2 separate regions of the Homo sapiens genome follow, and region 1 is linked to region 2. Evidence: read pairs that join two places in POLR2A ChIA-PET (ENCODE). Cell type or tissue: K562. All regions are shown on one strand. Links, peaks and the distances in the headings refer to the core of each region. The heading gives the core; the rest is flanking DNA. Region 1 overlaps LOC105377975 (a long non-coding RNA gene). Region 2 overlaps LOC285762 (a long non-coding RNA gene).

Region 1 (4,402 bases), core at 335-4,334, 160 kb after region 2:
CTGGCAATAGTTTGCCTACTCCTGATATAGGGTATAAGGCATTTAATTTTAAAAGTATTTGCTTATTTTCTCCATGTTTCAATTTTACTAACTATAAAATAAAGCTAGATCTGCCCACTAAGCTCGCAGGGACTTTCTTTTAGCTTTATCAGTGGCAGTGAATAATTTCAATCTGGCCTTGGAGTCTGAAGAAGGAGACTGAGATGTGGTAGAAATTCAGGAAGTGGAGGGGGTGCCAATGAAAATATGTGGATCTAAGGCAGGTAATCTCTGATGAAGAGAGAAAAATCATAGAAACAGAAAAAGTGAAATTATCAGAAGCCCTTCCTTCCAAAACTTCCATAAGCCAGCCATGCATGAGAACTTTGAATAAGAGGAAAGGCAGGGCGGAAGTAGAGAATAAGAATGGATGGAGAAAGAAAGGCAAGGAGACAATGAGAAGGGCAAGAAAAGGGAGAGAAGTAGAGGCTGTTATGTTATTTTATTTTATTTTTACATAACAAAATGGTTGAGAAAATATAGAAATAAAAATATCCAACCTCTGGGAGTGGAGTAGACAACCTAAAATTTGATTGAAAGGAGTAATTGTCCAGAAGTCATATTTTTCACTGCATAAAAGTAGCTCTCTGGGAAGAGAGCAGTATGTAATGGAACCCTGATTAAAGTCAATTATAATAAACTCAAGGAACATATTCTTAATAATTCAGATTTGATGTCAATGTTAGCTTTCAGAAAATTGATGCTATTTTAATGACAGCCATTAGAAGAAAAAGGGATTTAGAGCACTTAATAGAACACTGTACAGAACAGTTCTGTTCATTCCCTCCAGGAAAATGTATCAGGATGTAGGAATCTTTGTTCTCTATTAAATGTCATAGGGGAAGGAACATAGGGTGTGGTTTTAGACTAGAGGATATAAGTATGAAACCAAACCAAAGCGAGGGTCTAAATGGTATTAACTCTGAAGCAGATGCCTGTTGTGCTTAATTACACCATTTCCTTTTTCTGGGCACTTAAGTTGGGGCAATACCTCTGAGTTTTAGCTAGTGAGATGAAGGCAGAAATGTCCCTTAAAACATTCCTCTTGACCTCTCTCTCCACTACTCTCTACTTCTGCAGTGATCTTGAAGGTCAAGCATTGCAGTTGGAATAGCTACAAGTTGAAGGAGGGCAGCCCTATCAATGCCATGCTATGTCCAAATGAGAAATAAATTGAAATTAGACTAAACCAATAATATTTTGTGGTTTATTTGCTACTTTAACAGAGGCTAGCCTATAGTGACCAGCAGAGATTCTGCAGGCATGAAGCCATGGTCAATGACTTGCTACACGCGGAGCTCAGGAAAATATTTGAATGTTACATTTGGTAAGCCAGCGTGGTTAAAGGGGCACATACAGGGCCGCAAGAATGCCTTCTGTTGAAAAGCAGATTAAGAGGGAAGCAGATGTTGCTGGAGTCATTTCAAGGTTTCAAAATTTGTTTAAAGCAGAGCCCAAAGAATGATAACTGCCCAGATGAATTCAAGCAAGCCTTTCAAGGCTATCGGAAAAGAAAGAAAATCAGACCCGATATACCATCGATAGCAACACTGAGGCAGCATCTGAGACCAATTGCTGGTGCTGTTGGGTTCTGGTTGAGATTCTGTTTCCTATTGTTTAAAAATTAGTGAATAGGGAAGGTTTTCCTGAAGAGAAATTATTGTAGAAAATAGAGAGTGGGTAATACAGAAAAGGTAGATAGCTGTGCATTGGAGGCCTGATACAGTCAGTTACCTGCTCTGATCTTTCCTGGCCCCTGCTAAAAATTGTAATGGGTCCTCTGTCTTCTCCCTAAAGCCCCATACATGTTTACCATACTGGATTGTTTCCTGTTGCCCAAATGAATCTTCCATTCTCCTAGTTTAATGGCTTCACTTATCTTGGTTTCCCTGATGGACATGCTCTTCTTTCTCACTTTTTCCTGATGAAATCCCAGCTCTTTTTCAAGGCCTAGATCAAATGCCATCTTCTACACAAAGGATTTCCTGTTGATTCTAGTCTATCATTTTCTTCCTCAATTCTCTCATAGAACCACATAACTTTCTGATACCACTTTCCTTCTACTTGTACTGTAGTTATTTGTATTTATGTCTTTTCTCTCCAACTATTTTGTAAACTTCTTGAGATCATGTTGAATTTATTTTTTTGTATGCCACGTAGTACAAATCAGAATTTCTGGTCTTAGTGTGTGATACATAAATGTTTAATTCAATTGAAGATAATTGAAGAATAAAAAGACTAATTTCTTTTGGCATTACTAGGCATGAAGACATATTAAATATGATAAATTAGCAGAATAGTGTTATAAAAAATGAAGTGAGATGAAGGGAAAAATTGGTAGCCAAACAGTTCTTAGTAAATATAAGGTGACACAAATAATGAAATATTATAAATTAATGATGGTGGGATAGTTACTTTGATATTTGTTTAAAAAATAGGAAAAAGAAACAAAATTGGTTTAGATCTTATCTTATACTCTACCAAAACAAATTCCAGAGAGAAATACAGAAATAACAATAAAATAATCAAGCCAGAAAATATAGAAAAGATTAACATCTATTCTGTGTCTAGATTTGGAAGGACTTATAGCCTTAAAAGCACTGGAAGAAATCATAAAGAAAAAAATTATAACAGACTTTAAAAACAAGTTCAAACAACTTTGGTACTTAAAAACAAACAATACAAACCATAATTTAAAGACAAGCTTCAACTCGGGGGTGGGGGAAAATATTTGCAAGGAATATCATTAAAAACAGAATTTATAACCCTAAAGTATAAAGAGCTTACATAAATTAGATGAACAATAGGACTACAACAGTACTTAAACTGATAATTGATAAAGAGAAAATAAAATGTTCAACCCATTAAAGAAATGCAAATTAAAAGAACAATGAGCACCAATTTTTGACCTATAGAAAATATTAAAGATTTAATGTACTGAATTTTAATGTGGGTCAGTGAGTCATTCATTTATATAATACTAATGGAAGTGAGAATGTTCTAGAAAGCAATTTAATAATATGTATCAATAGACTAAAATATTCATAACTACTTACTGATTAATTCCACTTTTAAGAATCAATACCTAAAGAAATTTTGCACATAATGATGTTTATAAAAGTGTTATTAAGAATGGTGAATATGAGCAACAATCTACAGTATATATTCAGCATGAGGAAAATTAGTAAATTATAACATATTTAGAGAGAAAATTGTATGTAGTCTCTGAAAATAATTTTTATAAAGAGTTTTGAACGATGTGAATAATTTCTTATGATATGATATTGAACAAGAACATAAGATATAGTATACCTGTGTAAAATTTCATACAAAGAAAAGTTTTTCAAAACATTTGTGCTGGTGTTGGCATAATACATGTATTTTTCTCTTTCATAATTTTCAGATTTTCTCAATAATCATGCAAAGATTTTTAGACAGAAAACTGTAAGCAAAATATACAAATTTTTAAGACTAATGACTTCAATACAAAACTGGGAAAGTAAGATGATAAAGGACCTACATGTACAAAATAGAATTTGAATTTCAGAGTATTTTCAAAGGCCTTTAAGAAGGTATGGCATTTAGAAGAACATTCAGTTTGCATAGATTGAAGTAATTTTAATAGAGGGATCACTTATGAAAGTAGAAGAGATAGTTCATAATCCAAGGGCTACCAAAATGAGAAGCTGTTTCCACCCCTAGAGCTGAGGTGGCAATGAGATAGAGTGGTGACAAGAATCAGAAGAGGGTAGCTGTATGGAGAAGTTTGCCTAGCAGGGTCAACCAGTATGCAGAGATCAGAAGGGGGAGCAAGGGGCATAATGACCTCAATTTCACTTGCCTCCTACTTGCCAAGCTCCTGCAGATGCTCTCCATTGGGTGACCCCAACTGGAAGTTAGGGACCAAGGGGGCCTGTTGGTGCAGATCAGCTTCCCAAGGCACGTAGCAGAGTGGAGGGAAGAGAGGAGATCAGAATGATAAATGAAAATACGGCACAGATGCTGTGGGAAAAAAAGAAAAGCTTGTCATGAAGGATCTCATAATGCATTCTTTACAAACAAATTGTTGGTTAAAGTCAATATGAGTTGGGGAATTGATTAATTGAAGATCTTCCAATGGAAGAAGAAGCCTGATCAATAAGGTTTGTTGCATATGCTACACATAGCAAAAGATTTTTGGATACAGCTAATATTGTGGGGGAAATAAAACAGGCTATAGTAACAAACAATTTATAAACTCTCATTAAAATGAAAGCAGAATGGCAAAGACTCACCAATTTAGGGGTAAAAATTTCCTGGAATAGCAAAAATGCTGTAGCTTACAGATAAATATGTGTTTGAATCAGGGAAAGAACTAAGAAGG
Region 2 (4,402 bases), core at 95-4,094:
GGCAACTAACCCTTCGAAGGTAGGGACTGCTGCTTTACTCACCTTGGTATCAGTTGCAATATCTTGTGCAGCCATATGAAAAGCACTTATAGTGTCCTTAGTTGATAATTTAAGTTTAATGGATAAATTAACTATTAAGCTTTTTTTTTTTTTTTTTTTTTTCTGTTTTAGACGGAGTCTTGCTCTGTCGCCATCCAGGCTGGAGTGCTCTGGGGTGGTCTCAGCTCACTGCAACCTCCACCTCCCAGGCTCAACCGATTCTCCTGCCTCAGCCTCCCGAGTAGCTGGGATTACAGGCATGTACCACCACGCCTGGCTAATTTTTTTTTTGTATTTTTAGTAGAGACAGGGTTTCACCATGTTGGCCAGTCTGGTTTCAAACTGCTAACTTCAAGTAATCTTCCTGCCTCGGCCTCCAAAAGTGCTAGGATTACAGGCGTGAGCCACTGTGCCTGGCCAATTAACTATTAAGTTTAACTGATAAGTTCACTTTGCTAGATTACCTGTCATAGCTCCCAGGAATCCTATATTTTGAGAAGATAACCATAGAATTAGGTCTTAAATACTTCCTAAAGTCTCTGACTCCTGTAGGGGACTAGCTGTCCTTAGTACAACCATAAAATGATGGTATCCAAAATTGTTTGGAAAAAGTATTATGTTTTATATATTACTGTTAACAAATAAAGATCAAAATGATTCACATGATAATTATTGGGGGCAGGGAAGAATTCGCCATAATTTTTCCAGTGTTTAGGACTATAAAATTCTTAAGTCTCATCCTATTTTTTCTTCTCCCTCTGCAGGGAACTTTGCCCAAGCTTACCGTTTTTCCCCCGTATATTCTTCTGCACCCGTTTTTCACTTGTGTGTGAGGTGGTGGTGGGAAGTTTAAGGAATGAAAAGGATGCCTTCTCGTGGGAAGTCTCTCTAAACTACATTTCCTTATCTCCTTTACCCCATCTGCTCAATTCTAAAGTAGCTACTTGCCCCTAAAACCCTGCAGGAGTTTTAGCAGCAGAGAACTGCTGATTCCAGGCTTCAGAGGAAAATCAACAATTTCCTCCAGCCAAAACAGAGACTGTTTCTTTGGGAGGCTGTTACACCTGGAGACTGCACTTCCTGGAGCACCCTTCAGCAAACCAGACCACCTTAGGCAAGATTTTGAAAAACCAGACAGGTGCGATAATGAGGACTTTTTTTTCCCCCAGATTTATGACTTTATTGATACTCTCTCTATAGACTGGCTATATAAGAATCCACGCCCCATAAGCTGAGTAAGCGAGGACAAATCTGACCTAACCTAAGGAAGTTATAGATTCAAGAACTAATGATTAGTAAGTCTTCATCTTAGGACCAAGGGATTGCTTATGCTTATTGGTCCTGCTATAAGGCCAGGTCGCAGTGTCTCTCACCTGGATCTGCTACAGTCATGATTGAAAATTGCTGACTTACACAGGTAATAGACTCTCTTTAAAGATATCTCTCTAATGTATTTACTTTCCAGAAAGCAAAATGCCAGGCTGCTAACAGATGAGTTGTTTGTACTTTAAAAGTTTACTGTTCCAGTTAGGACATTCTTGATGGTATTTTGTATTCTCTTTGCAGTGCAGCCAGCTGATTCATGCTGTATTCTGAAGGTTATGAGTCTCCATGTGATGTTAAGAACTATATGTCTGAACCATTAAAGAAGAAGTGTATAAAATGCAATGCTGCTCAGTGGAAGTATATGAACCAGAAGTATTTCATTTTATGCCACGGCTCTGGTTACATTTGTAGCTTTTGAGCACTGGCATGTCTTCTACTTTCTCTCACTTTTGGAGTTATAGCTGTCTTCTCTGTTGGAAAAACATAGAGCAAGGTTGTTACCAGATAAGCTTTCTGTATTTATTAGATATATTTTCAATTCAACTCAAAAATGCCTATATCTACTGAGTTACTGCTGTAAGTAAGGTTTATGGCTAGATGCCAAGAGGCCTACCAAGCTGATTATGACATAGCTCCTGTTTTTTTTTTTTTTTGGTGGAGGAGGGAGCTTGTAAGTACACCCATAACTGAAAGGCATGGCAGAATGTGCTAGAGATTCTCAGAGGAGTACAAAGAAATAGATTCAAAAAGAAGGGAGAAACATTTGTTTAGAAGATGTGGAAAAATTGCATGAAAAAATATCTTTTGAGATGTGCACTGAAAGATGAGTAGGATTTGAAAAGACAGAGCTTGTTCAGGGTAAAGGAATTCCAGGAAAAAGGAACATCATGAATTCAGCTATAAAATCTGGGAAAGTGTGAAGTACAATTGAAGAAGAATGGGTAGTCATGGCTGAGGCCTTGGGGGCTTATAGAGGAATAGACAGATCTTTGCCCATCTAAGCCTCCTACTCCCCTCTCTAGTGTATATGAGTTATAACCCAATCAAAGACTACGTTTCCCATATTACTTTGGAATGGAGGCAGAAATGATGGGTTATTTCCAGGCCTCATGTGCCAGTTAGATATTAAATTATGGGATAACCTTGAAAGCCTCATATTGAAGTTGATATAGCTTCTGTCAGCTTGGATGCTGAATGACTGAGTGGAGCAGAGCACTCCCTACCTTTCCTTTCCTACCTTGAGTAGGAAAAGGAAAAAAAAATCCCTTCAGTGTGTTAAGCCACTGAGATATTGAGTTTTCTTAAGGCAGCTGTTGTTTACCTTTAATGTGGCAGTTAAAAGGGAAGGATAGACTTGGCCTATGTTTTTACAACTCAGCATGATATAGTAGAAAAAACTGTAGTCTAGAAAACATGGATTTCACTTATTTATTTGTTCATTCATTCATTTGCTCATTCATTCATTCATTTGCTCATTCATTCACTCATTCATTCATTTCATATTTATTGAGATTTTACAGACTGTCAAATCTGAATGCTGGACATGTTATGATTAACAATGCATAGTTCATGGCCCTATGGAACATACGGTGGAGTGGAAGAGAATGAAATATAACCAGGCTGTGAGGATACACTGCAATGTCTTATTTCCCAAAGTGTGGTCCTCAGACCAGCAGCATCAGCGTCACTCAGGAGCTTGTTAGAAATGCAGAATCTCAGGCCCCACTCTCAAATCAACAGAATCATAGACTGCATTTTTGACAAGATTCTAAGGTGATTTGTGGGCACATTAAAGTTTGAGAAGCCCTGGTAAAATGAGTGGTATTGTAGGGACAGGCAGGGGGCAATGAGGACTCAAAGAAAGGACACTTAGACTTGAAAGTTTCCAGAAGGCTCCCTAGACTAGATGGCAGCTAAACTGGCTTGTGAGCAGCACGTTTTGGTCATAAAGATTGTGCGAATTTGGGTAAGCCACATATGTTCAGCTTTGATTTTCTTGTCTATAAAAATAGGGATAGTATTACGAGGCTGTTTTGAGCTTCAGGACCTTCCAAGATTGTTTTGAAGCTCAAATATATGTAAAAGTAAGAGTGATTTGAATACTCAAAAACTGAATATGAATGGAAAACTTATACTTTTTCAGCGACAGTTAAATTATAGAAAAGATGTGTTCTTTGGCATAATAATGCATTTTAGCAGTGTTTAGTAAGAAAAAATATCTAGTATGGATTCTTTGTTTTGATTAAACACAGAACTGAAAGAAGTTTTTCCTCCTACTTATTGCAGAAGGGTGTAACATCTGAAAAATAGGTCTGGTATGTTGGTCAAATAGAGTGTCTGCTGGAGTTGGAAAATGCATTCTCTTGGGGTTTGTGCAGTCTGGACTTCAATCATTTGTGTTCTTATATAGTGTATCCAAAATATACATAGAGACAGTGGGAAGGGACTTTCTTCTGGCTAGGGGAAACATCAATTCCTTGACACAAACAAAAATTGAATTAAGAGTTTATTCTGAATTAATAGTACTGAGGAAGGTTAATGAAAAATAAACAAAGAGTAGTCATTAATTAAAAATATTAGCAATCCAGTAATATAGTCTCCGTATGGAGCATCCTCACTACTAACAGGCATCTTTAGCATTTATTAGATTTCAGGCAAGGCTCTCTTTAGTAGCCTTTGTTCAGGCACACAAAATGACCTGCTCCTTTATACTTCTGTACTTTTAAACAATCTATTTATTTATTTAGATGGAGTCTCACTCTGTCACCCAGGCTGGAGTGCAGTGGCACGATCTTGGCTTAATGCAGCCTCTGCCTCCTGGGTTCAAGCGATTCTCGTGCCTCACCCTCCCGGGTAGCATGTGCCTGCCACCACGCCCAGCTAATTTTTGTATTTTTAGTAGAGACGGGGTTTCACCATGTTGGCCAGGGTGGTCTTGAACTCCTGACCTCAAGTTATCCACCTGCCTTGGCCTCCCAAAGTGCTGGGATTACAGGCATGAGCCACCTCAACCAGCCCTTCTATGCTTTTGCACATG

What was found. Peaks named below come from ENCODE experiments on the same cell type or tissue, not always from the same donor. Only the 100,000 strongest peaks of a DNase experiment are listed, where the experiment ranks them.
Region 1: POLR2A ChIA-PET joins it to region 2 with 6 read pairs; 3 of 35 experiments call an interaction of 5 or more read pairs at or near these places.

The regions. Positions count from the first base shown.
Region 1 is chr6:119,642,679-119,647,080 of GRCh38, forward strand. The region is part of intron 2 of LOC105377975 (a long non-coding RNA gene); the gene reads left to right. Among named protein-coding and RNA genes, the nearest start is that of MAN1A1, 300 kb to the left of the region's middle. In K562, for the core only: no CTCF peak of the experiment used is centred there; no DNase peak of the experiment used is centred there.
Region 2 is chr6:119,478,473-119,482,874 of GRCh38, forward strand. All of the region lies in intron 1 of LOC285762 (a long non-coding RNA gene), which reads right to left. LOC107986525 (a long non-coding RNA gene) reads right to left here. Exons shown (of 3, transcript XR_001743825.2): 3 at 1-1,835. Among named protein-coding and RNA genes, the nearest start is that of MAN1A1, 130 kb to the left of the region's middle. In K562, for the core only: no CTCF peak of the experiment used is centred there; a DNase peak (open chromatin) is centred at 2,009.